Linked DNA regions of Homo sapiens: region 2 is linked to region 1. The links are chromatin loops, found by intact Hi-C in ENCODE. Cell type or tissue: mesothelial cell of epicardium. All regions are shown on one strand. Each heading gives the region's core, and the rest is flanking DNA. Links, peaks and the distances in the headings are about the cores only.

What was found. Hi-C counts contacts between places; a loop is a spot of excess contacts. Peaks named below come from ENCODE experiments on the same cell type or tissue, not always from the same donor. Only the 100,000 strongest peaks of a DNase experiment are listed, where the experiment ranks them.
Region 2: a loop joins it to region 1, with 16 times the contacts of the local background. A loop is called at or near these places in 1 of 110 quality-filtered maps.

The regions. Positions count from the first base shown.
Region 1 is chrX:16,391,528-16,397,105 of GRCh38, forward strand. No RefSeq gene overlaps it. Among named protein-coding and RNA genes, the nearest start is that of MAGEB17-AS1, 230 kb to the left of the region's middle. In mesothelial cell of epicardium, for the core only: no CTCF peak of the experiment used is centred there; a DNase peak (open chromatin) is centred at 2,964.
Region 2 is chrX:16,279,682-16,285,259 of GRCh38, forward strand. No RefSeq gene overlaps it. Among named protein-coding and RNA genes, the nearest start is that of MAGEB17-AS1, 110 kb to the left of the region's middle. In mesothelial cell of epicardium, for the core only: no CTCF peak of the experiment used is centred there; no DNase peak of the experiment used is centred there.

The DNA of each region.
Region 1 (5,578 bases), core at 564-4,563:
AAGTGATTTCTGCTCAGCTCTCCCCCGGCCTCTGCTGCTTGGTTTCTAGAGCAAAAGCCTTTTCTGTCTGAGCCCTTACTCTTCCTACTTGGATCACAATTGCAAGAAAACCCACCTGCCACACAACTCAGGGGAATCCCCTCAAGTCTGCCCACCAGCCTCAAAGACCTCTCTGCTGACCCAGTTCAATGAACTTTCCCACAACCCATGCATTCTCCATCAACCCCTTCAGTCGCTGTTTTACCTTTTCTGGTAAGGAGAGAAAACTGCTCCTATTTTGTGTCCTATAACCTTCTCCCCCTACACATCAACTCCCTAGCCAGTCTGGAGAGCCTTTCCCTTATGCAGGAATCTCTTTGTCCTTTTCTTAGGGATCCACTTTAGCACTTCAAATAAAATCATCCTCTACTCACACTTCCTTTACACATCTCGCACTCCTACTCAGCAGCCCTAAACCAGGGTACCCAATGGGCTTTTGGGGGATGTGTTTCCTTCCATTATTCAGCATCCAGAGCCTGGCTCAGAACAAGGGTGCACAGGTAATTGACAATAATCCTATCCTTCCTTTTAAATATTAAGGCGTGTAACACTCTAATTTTATTTTTAATCCCATGAATCCATTGGTTTCTCCCCACCACCACCACCACTCACCCTCCACTGTGGAGTAACCCCCTTTTAAATTCAAATTCTCTTTTTCTCTTTTTGAGGAAGGAGTTACTTTGGCAAAACCTGGCATTGCCTAGGCGCTGATAACCAAACACGACAACATCCTGTTGGCTATATTACTAGTGTAAGTAAATAAATATGTCCATCAAGACCCAGGGTCCTGATTAATCCAGAAAATTGCTTGAGTATCCATCTAGAAATTGTCATTAGTGCAAGATGAAGGATTTCAGAGGCATGGAAATTGGAAATTGACCTATTAAGATCCAGTGGCTCCTGCTGTCAGAAATATTGTAAAATCAATTTGTCAGCAGAGCTACAAATGCCTATGGGAAGTTATGCTTTGCGGATGTTTCCTCTGGCATGAGGCCTTCCTCCTCCCATCAGGTGTCAAGATGGTCTCTGGTTGTGATGACACAGGTACTCTGTGTAACACGCTCCACTCTTGCCAGCTGCATAGTATTCCTTGGTGTTAAAATCAGCACTTCAGAGATTTCCATTTCCTTTGTTGTTGGTGAGAAACTTTCACTTCAGGTCCTTGGAGCTGTTATGATTATTTTATATTTATTTTTAATATTTATATATTTAATCTACTGAAATATTTTGTTTATATATTTGATATTATTTAATATATTCAAATATTTCTATTTTATATTTACATATTTCCGTATTTTATACTTAATGTTAATTGTATTTGGCCTCAGTAGCAACAACATCAGAATAAAATTTTTCCTTGAATCTCAAATTACTAGTGAACAGATGTCTTTTTATGATGTGCCTATGGTTTTAGAATAAGTTCTCTTTTCGAACATTGTGAAATAGTAGAAAAGGCTCAGAATAGCATCCGTCAGAGTTCCTACAACCCAACTATAACTAAGTAATGTTGAACCACATAAGAAGAAATCTAAATTCTCCTACCCAATTAATTTTCTTCCAACCTCAGTTCATAAGATAAATTGGAACCCAGTTGGAATAAGTTTGTCACTGATTGGTCACCAGGACCAGCTACATAATTTGCAGGGCCTAGTACAAATGAAAATGTGGGGGCCCTTGTTCAAACAGTAAGAATTTTAAGACAATGAGAACAGAGCACTAAACCCAACTTGAGCCCTTTCTAAGCACAGGGCCTTGTGCAACTGCACAGGCTGCACACCCGTGAAGCCAGTCCTGCTCCCTACCATTAAACTCCACTGTGACCTTGGAAATGACTTGGGACCTCAAGGTTGAAAACCAGCCCTGTGTACCTTCTGAGTTAAGAAATCAGAATTTAAACATGTTTCAGAAGGGCTTTGGTTCATAGTCAAATGACCTGGAGAAGCCAGTGTATCAATTGTAGATTTCTTCTGGGAACCCATCTATAGTAGTTCATCCAGATAGGGATGCATTATTTTCTGGCACCAAGAATTCTGGATTGCCTCTGTAATTATCTGAACAGCATAAAATTTAAATTGACGATATGAATTGGACTCACATGAATAGCCTGCTTCTAGAAAAGAAGAGTGCCTCTTTTTTTAACTTTCAGATGATGAGCGTACAGAGTTACCCAGGATCAGCAGTGATAATGAATCAGCCAGGAGAGTGTATCAGTCACTTAGGTTTCCCTGGCTGTAAGCAACAGAAACCAACTCTGGTTGACTTGAACATGAGGCAACTTATTGGATGACTCTTGCTACAAATAAACCCTCTTCCTTTGCCTCAAATAATTTTTCAACCCTGAATAGCTGAGCAAGCACAAGCAACAATCTGAACCCTTCTATGCCTCAATTGTTTATTGGTTAATGGAATATGAATTTAACTTGTAGGGTGTTTTTAAGTGTTACATACACTAAAGACAAGTATCTTGAATAATGCCTGATAAATGACACTCAAAAAATGTTAGTATTTACCCCTTTATAATCAGTTATACATTCTTCCTTGTGTCATGGCTATTTGTGTACAAATACACTGAAATGAAGGGATACTAGACTTTGGAACCATCTGGGTCCTACTTATAGCTTTTCCACTTACTAGTTGTGTGATCTTGTTCTGTTTACCACTATACTTCCACCACCCAGTATAGTACATATCACTTAGAGCAAGAGCTCAAGGAACAGTCATTGAATGAGTGAAAAAGTGAACTTTTCTGAGCCTCAGTTCTCCAAGTATAAATTAGACAATAACTGGCTCACTATATCAAGATATTTCAAACTGGAAAAATATAAACATTGCCTGACACAGTCCTTAACTGCATATTTGCTGCTCTATTAATGTTAGTTTCTTTCCTTTCTCAAAAAACTGGTATTTCTGGCTGGGCGCCAGAAATTTCTGGCTCATGCCTGTAATCTCAGCACTTTGGGAGGCCAAGGTAGGAGGGTCGCTTGACCCCAGGAATTCAAGGTTATGGTGAGCTGTAATCATGCCACTGCACTCCAGCCTAGGCAATGCAGCAAGACTATCTCAAAAAAAAAAAAAAATACTGATATTTTCAATGAATAAAAAAATGGCCTTGGAGTGCGGTCCATTTCATATACTCATTAAATCAATGAGTAGTTGTATTCAATTAGATTTGAACACTTGTTTTAAAAACATAAATATAAGGGCCACAGAGGAATCCACTTCAATTTTAATTGAAGATAATTGAAATACACATTTCCATAAGAGGCCAGACAAAATATAAATCATTTCTTTTTTCACCCTTCATTATTTCAAAAGGTGTCAAATTATTGATGTACACTCAGAAAGTGATTTTGATGGACTTTGAAGAAATAGGAACAAAAGGACACTTATAATAAAGCACATGCCTGTTATTATTTTAGCTCTAAAACTAGAGTGGATGAAATAGAAAACTGCCTATTTCTTCAAATTATTGAGGATTGGTCACTCTGAAAACAAATTTATACCCACTTTAAGATATGCTTGGAAAATAATATCACTGTAATAAACTGAAATTCAATGTGGGCTCCTTTCCCTATAGGACCCAACTGGAGCAAGTAATTTTCTACTAATCTGTGTTGTTATAGAAACACAGGCAAGAAAGAATAGCTTGGGAACTTGGTTTTTTCCACAACAAAAAATAAAAGCTGCTCTTTTCATTTAAAAATCTTTCAATTGCTTTTTATTTCATTCCCTTCTATCTTGCAGATGGTTTATTTTCTTTTCTTGATTGTTTTCCATTTCACTGATAAAAGAGAAAACCAACCGCAAAATTCTTGTGTCAGATGTATACCCTGTTGATGACATAGCTATCTTAATTTTTCAGTTATGGACCTTAAAGAGTATAACTGTATTGTTTGCAAATGAAAGGATAAATGCTTGAGGGGATGGATACCCCAATCTCCATGAGGTGCTTATTTCAAATTGCATGCCTGTATCAAAACATCTCATGTACCCCTTCAATATATATACCTACTAACCTACTACGTACACATAAAAATTAAAAACTGAAAATAAACATTTTTTTTTTTAGTTTCAGTTATGGGGTTTAGGTACATGATACAATAGTTCTGTAATTTTTGTCCTCTCTAAAGTATACTGGCAAAAATTGAGCAATAGCAAAACATCTGTGTATGTGTGTTTGTGTATTTGTGAATGGGGATGTGTGTGTGTGTACAAAGCACAGAAGAAGCTATAGTCTAATTTAAGTGATAATTGTTTTTAATAAAAAATGCCCTTTACTAATTATTAGCTCTAACTTTAAAAAATATTTCTTTATAGCAATGCAAGAAAAAAAAACAATATAAAAATGAAGATAAGAATGTGATATGGGTCACAGGTTGATCATCAGAAAAGCTGGACTTTCAGTTCTCGTTTCACTGCCAACTGGCTGTCTGACTGTGGTAGCCAGCCTCCAAGATGGCATCCAGTGATCTCTTCTTTCCAGCATTCATGCCCTTATGTAGTCCCCCTCACATTATATCAGGGTAGGCCTGCATGACCAATAGAACATGGCAAAAAATGATACTGCATGACTTCTGAGGCTAGACCATAAAGGACATTGTGGCATCTATCTCTTGCTCCCTCTTGAATCACTCATTCCCAGGGAAGCTAGTTATCATACCACTCAAGCGGCCATATGGAGAGGCCCACCTGGTGAGGAACAGAGGTTTATGACCAACAGTCACTTCAGTGAGCTTGGATGGAGACCTTCCAGAATTAGGCAAGCCTTCTGATGACCACAGTTTTGACTGACATTGTGATTACAGCGTCATGGGAAACTCTGAGCCAGAACCACCATCTAAGCAGTTCCCAAATTCCTGACAGTAACTCTAACATAATAAATATCTATTTTTTAAGCCACTAAATTGTAGAGTAACTTATAGGTAGAAATAGATTACTAATACAGCAACCCAGTAGAAAAAACCACTTTATGTTTCCATTTCTCAGGTTGTTTTTATTGAGTCAACAACTATTTACTGCCTAGTGCATCAGGCATTATTAGAATGTGAGTGTTAGAGTGAATGTTCCTGCCAGAAATCACAATAGAACCCGCAGTTTGCTAGATCAAATGTTCACTTTTAGAAAAAGTTCAAATACTACCTGAAACCAATACCATTGATTGGCTGACCCAACAATAATTTCCTTGTCCCTTGTTGCTTTCAAACTTAGGCACTGGAAACACAACTTGTTGGCTTTCCCAGTCTCTCTTGCCACCAGTGGTGGCCATATAACCTAATTCTGGCCTATGAGAGAGAAACACATTTTTTTTAAGGATTTCCAGGAAATATTTTGCTTTCCTAATAAAATAGGCAAATATGGCTTGTACCACTCTTTCCCCTTTTTTTCTTCCCAGTGTCTGGAGCTGCAGCTGCCATCTTTTAGCCATGAAGAAAGGCCTCAGGAATTAAGAGACTCTTGCCTTGATATAGTTGAACTGCAAAATTAATGCCAGGGCCTTCCTGCCTCCAGAGATATAGAACTCTACAAGGCATAAAAGTTG
Region 2 (5,578 bases), core at 988-4,987, 110 kb before region 1:
ATGGGTAGTTTGTAGTGATCTACTTTTGAATGTTATATCTTCTTACATGGATTGGTAAATAAGGGTAACACTTTATTTTTTTAATAGCAAGAGAAAAAATCATGACTAAATACTAACTGAAGATCCTTTCATGAGCCACTAGTCCCCAATACTCATGGTTGTTGAAAAGTTTTTCCTGATTTGAAATCCTATAGTGGTCCTGATCGCATTCAGGATAAAATGTGAATATTTTGTATGGCATATAATGTCCTGGATTATCAAGTCCCTGCCTGTCCTTCCCCATTTCCTCCTTACACTCCTTACGTTCCAGTACTTGTTCCTGTTGTCTGGTATCTTTTGTTCTGCTGCTTTTCTTCATGAACTCTTTCATCTTTCAAGACTAATCTCACCTGTAAATTTTGATGATCTTGGTTTTGAGTTGTCTACTGAATTGTTTGTTTCTCTTTTCATTCATCTTTTAAATAAATTATTTTTCAATTTTCAAGAGGCAAGATGCTTTTGATTTGTTTGAACTTCACTACTGCTTTCTAGTTGCTAAACTTATATTCTAATAAAGATGACATTCCTGTGATCAATCTCATTGTTTTTAATTTTGATACTTCCTACATAATGAGAATCATTTTAAAAGCATTATTATAAATTATGCATTTATTAAAATTATAATTTAGAGTAATAATTTCAGGCCAAAAAACCCAAAAGTCATTCTTGACTCTTTTTTTTCCTCTCACACTTTGCATACTGGATACTCAGAATTCTGCTGTTCTCGCTTTCAAAATATATCCAGAATCTAACCGCTTATGTTACCTCCACCTGAGTCCAATCCTACATCAGGCCAGACCCTTGTGGTAGCATCCCAATAGGGCTCTCTGCTTTTGGTTTTGATAGTCAGGCTCTTCTTCATAAAACATCCATGAATTAGTTGGATGGCAAGTCATCCCTGGACTCCAAATCTTCAGTAGTCTCTCTTCTCATTCTCCATCAAAGCTCAAGCCCCTAAAATGCCACCAAGGCCACAATCACCCACTGTTCTGCCCCCAACTCCCTATAGTGGCGTCAACCCCCACAGGAGGTGAGCTCCTGCCTGATTCTCCCAGTCTGTAATGATTTCTCTGATATTCCTAAGGATCTCTCCTTCACCTCCTTCAGGTCTTTACTCAGTGCCTACCTTCTCACTGAAGACTTTTCTGAGCATTCTTCTTAAAATTGCAAACTCAGCCCCCAAACAAATATGGAACTGCTCTCAGCCCCTTTCCTGGCTTATTTTTCCTCATTTAGCTTATTGCTGTCTTTCATGCTTAACATTGTACTCAATCATTTTCTTATCGCTGGGTGCCCCACTTTGGAACATATGCCTCGCAAGGGCAAGGTTTGTTTTTTTTTTTATTTTCTCTTCTGTTCACCACTGTATCTCCTGAGATGAAATAGTGCCTGGTAATGTTATAGGCACTCAAAATATTTGTTCAATAAAGGAGTAAAAAAATAAATGAAAGAAATGAATTCAGTGATATGAAGACATTCTCATAATACAATAAGTCAAAAATTTGGATTTAAAATTTTTTTTATTTTTTTGGTTATTGAAGTACTTTTGATTTTTATTGAAGTGTGTATAGTTTTTTGCAAATCAACTAAGGAACCTTTAGTTAAGAAAGATTACTTCATGCACTAAGAAGAGGCATCACTGCGTTAAACATTTTATTAGCGTGACTGTCTTTGGATAACCTACATTAAAGGTTTGATGATAAAATATTATTTCTAGTACAAGCCTAATTCTGCTTACTGGTAAAAGACGTAAATCTGGGAAGAGGTTAGAAGGAATAAAGTTAATAATTATTATCTTGATATGGTACATTCTTTTGTATTTTGTGTATTTTCAGAATTTTCTATAATGAGCATTGTAACTCCACAATCAAGAAAAAAATCAATTTTTTTTAAAGAAAATGATGATAGTATAAACATAATTCCAAACAAATTCTTCTTATCTTCATGACACCAGATAGTGGACTGGGCTCTCTTAACATCTCTTTCTTTCTTCCATCCCTCACTCCTTCCTTCTATCCCTTTTTCTTCCCTCGTCTGCTCTAACACTGTGAGTAATTTGGCCAAAAAACACAAATCACTGGTTCTGTTGATGCTACAGGGTCCATGCACTAAGGGAGTCATTTTTTAGGTTTTCAGGGAATTGCGAATTCCCTTGTAAAAGTCATTTGAATGCTTTTTTTTGGAAGATCAGTTTTATTCCCACTGTATATTATGAATTAATTTTAGTTATGTGCTAAAATAGTATTAAATGGCTGCTTGCTCATTCTTGAAAAAATTAGTTTGAATTTTGATATTAGTTCTTAGAATTATCTGATTTTAACAAGTATTTTATTCATATTGTATTCTCCAAATGCCCTGTAAGATGTGACTATGTAAGGTGCTCAACATAGCTTATAATCTTTTCCTCTCTCTACTGGTTCTGTTCCTAGAGTCACAGAAAAACCAACCAAACAAACAAAAAAAACCAGTAACCTAGCATTTGGCCTTTTTATATTTAAAAAACTCACAAATAATTTTGATTGAAAGGGTTTTAAAAATGGGTGTGTACTGTTATTGTTGATGTAGCATTAGCTGTCAGATATGGAGACAGGTTTAATTTTAGATCGTTGATTCACAACTGCAGGTTATCTTGCCCCGAAGGGACATTTGGCAATGTCCAGAGAAATTTCTGTTGTCACAACCAGGGAACAAGATTGCTACTGGCATCTAGTGGGTAGAGGCCAGGGATGCTGCTGAACAGCCTGCAGTGCACAGAATATCCCACAACACAGAATTCTTGGGCCCAAAATGTCAGTGGTGCTGAGGTGGGGAAACCTTGTAATCCACATGGAAAGTAGGTGAATGCAAGCATGGAAAAGGCTGGCCACTCAAAAAATGCCAACCAGAGAGGTCCTAGTCTTAGACCATTTTCTGAGCCAATGATCTCTTCCTTGCTTTAGTTTGTTTGCTTTTTTGTTTAAAGGTAGGAGAAAGTTTGTAGTCACATCCCAGTTGGGCGCTATAGCTGAATAAATACTTTGTCATCTGAGAGTTCAGTTTGGCTAGCTGAGTTATCCATCACGTTACAATATCACCTCACACGTGGATTGCTCTAGAGTGCCTGAGCAATGCTGGAGGTTAGGAAAAGCTGCTGGTGACCTGAGCAAATACCTAGAGAAAGAAAACTCAATCAAGCCAGCTGTTTAGGCCTGAGGAAGGTTTTGCTCCGCACAGTTTCTTTCTGAGACAAATGAAGATAGGTGTTGAAGGCATTTTAAGGAAGGAAAGTGGGGAAGAGTAACATGGGCATGCAGTGCAGCCCCAAAAGGCAGAGGCTGGACCTCTCTCTGCCTCATTGTTCCCATCCTTCCAGGCTTTCTCCATCTCTTTCTGTTTCCACTCCTCTTATCCCCACCAGCCCCATCATGGTGTTTAAAAAGTTGTGATTATAAGGATACAATAAGTTTTAAAGATCAGTTAAAATAGTTATTAAATGACAAACATTCTTTGTTTTTGCCTTTTCATTCATTTTTCAAACACTGTGTTTATTTTCATGGTTTATTGGAAAACAACAAGGTTTTACAAATTTGCAAGCTTACTTTCCAAATCAAAGTTACCTTTTAGAAGTCTAAATATCCCAGGCTGCCCCAGCCTGTGGAGAAGCATGTGGTCACATTTACAGTAATATCCAAATGTGCTCACATTTACAGTAATATCCAAATCTTTTCTGCTGTTCCTAGATCTTACACCTTCTTCAAAAGCTCTCCTAGTTATATGCCCTAGTTCCTGGGGCAGTGTTTTACACATGTCAAGGGACAAAGCTGACCCTATTGGCTCTGGCTTCATCATGGCTATCTGTTCCCATCATGGCCACTCTGGACTTTATGTGTTCTGTGGCTTCTCAGCTGGGCTGCTGCTGCTGGGTTCCAGTGTTGAAGTAAAATGAATGCCTTTTCCACCTCTCTCCATCGAACTTGGCTCAGAGACAGCCCAGTCTTTCATCAACACAACTCTTTTGTCTTTTGTGCCCAATGCCCCTCTCTAGTGAGGCTCGAAAGCAGCCCATTTGGCCAGGTATGTGTTTGGATAGGAGAGTACAGAAAGAAAGGAACAGGAGAAAAACATCTCTTTATCTTTCCACTGACATTTTTCACCTCTTCCAGGGGTCACTCTATCATACATAGATTACCACCTTAGGAAAAAAAAATGAAGAAGAAGAAGAAAAATCAAGCACTGCTCCCAAAGCATATGAACCCATGAAAAGAGATACTTGGCAGACGGACATCAGTCATCTAAATATTCTTACTAATAGGATGGCCACACTAAAAAACTCCTGGGGGCTACAATTTACATTGTAGTTTATGCAAATGGAATCCCTGGAATTTTGGAGCGCACAGCCCCAGTGATCGTAAGCTGTGGACTTGTTTACTAAATCATCTAAATTCCAGTATGGATCCAGTTGATAAACCAGTAAAATATCATTCCTAGATACAGACCTCAAATGGTGAAGAATTTGTTATACCAAAATTCAAGACAAAATCATACACAAATATTGGCCAGAGCTTTATTGCAAGTTTTTGTTGTTGTTGTTGTTTGTTTTTTTGTTTGTTTGTTTGTTTTTTTGAGACAGAGTTTCACTCTTGTTGCCCAGGCTAGAGTGCAATGGCGTGATCTCGGCTCACCGCAACCTCCGCCTCCCAGATTCAAGCAATTCTCCTGCCTCAGCCTCCCGAGTAGCTGGGATTACAGGCATGCACCACCACACCCGGCTAATTTTGTATTTTTAGTAGAGATGGGGTTTCTCCATGTCGAGGCTGTTCTTGAACTCTTGACCTCAGGTGATCCACCTGACTTGGCCTCCCAAAGTAATGGGATTACAGGCGTGAGCCACTGCGCCCGGCCATGCAAGTTCTTACTTTAATATCTGTTGAATATTATCCTAAGATTGACTTCTAGGAATATATATCCTGATTGGATTTTGTGACACCTTGACTATAACTTAACTATAATCCTAACAGGTTTGTTGAATAGCTCCAGTATATCTCTAGTTTTTATGCTTTATCTTCTGAAGAATTATTCTTCTCAGAGTTAATACTTTGAAGCACAGAATATGTGGTTCTGATATCATCTTTCTGGACAACTGCATAATCTGTTGACAAGCATTAGCTTGGTTCCCCCTTCTTAAGCCCCAAGATTAAACTGAGTCTGGGGCTTGGCAGTGTAACATTTGCTTTGCCTACATTTCAGTTGAAGTTGACAAATTGAAATTGAAATAACATGCCAGGAGACTGTTGATAAGTGTCATATTTCTGGCTCAGTCTTCAATTTAAGGCCTATACCATGATAGAAGTGCAAATTTAAGAGTGGGAAAAGAATAAATTTAGACTCACCACAAGAATGTCAATCAGCTAGATATCTTGACAGATTGACTGTTATCTTGAATGAAAGCATAGTTGATGGATATTCTAACATTGGATTGAGTTCCCTAACCACAGTCTAATCTCATTTTAGGCCCTAAATGTCTTCCTGAAATTTGTTGTGTCAAAAAATATATTTGTAG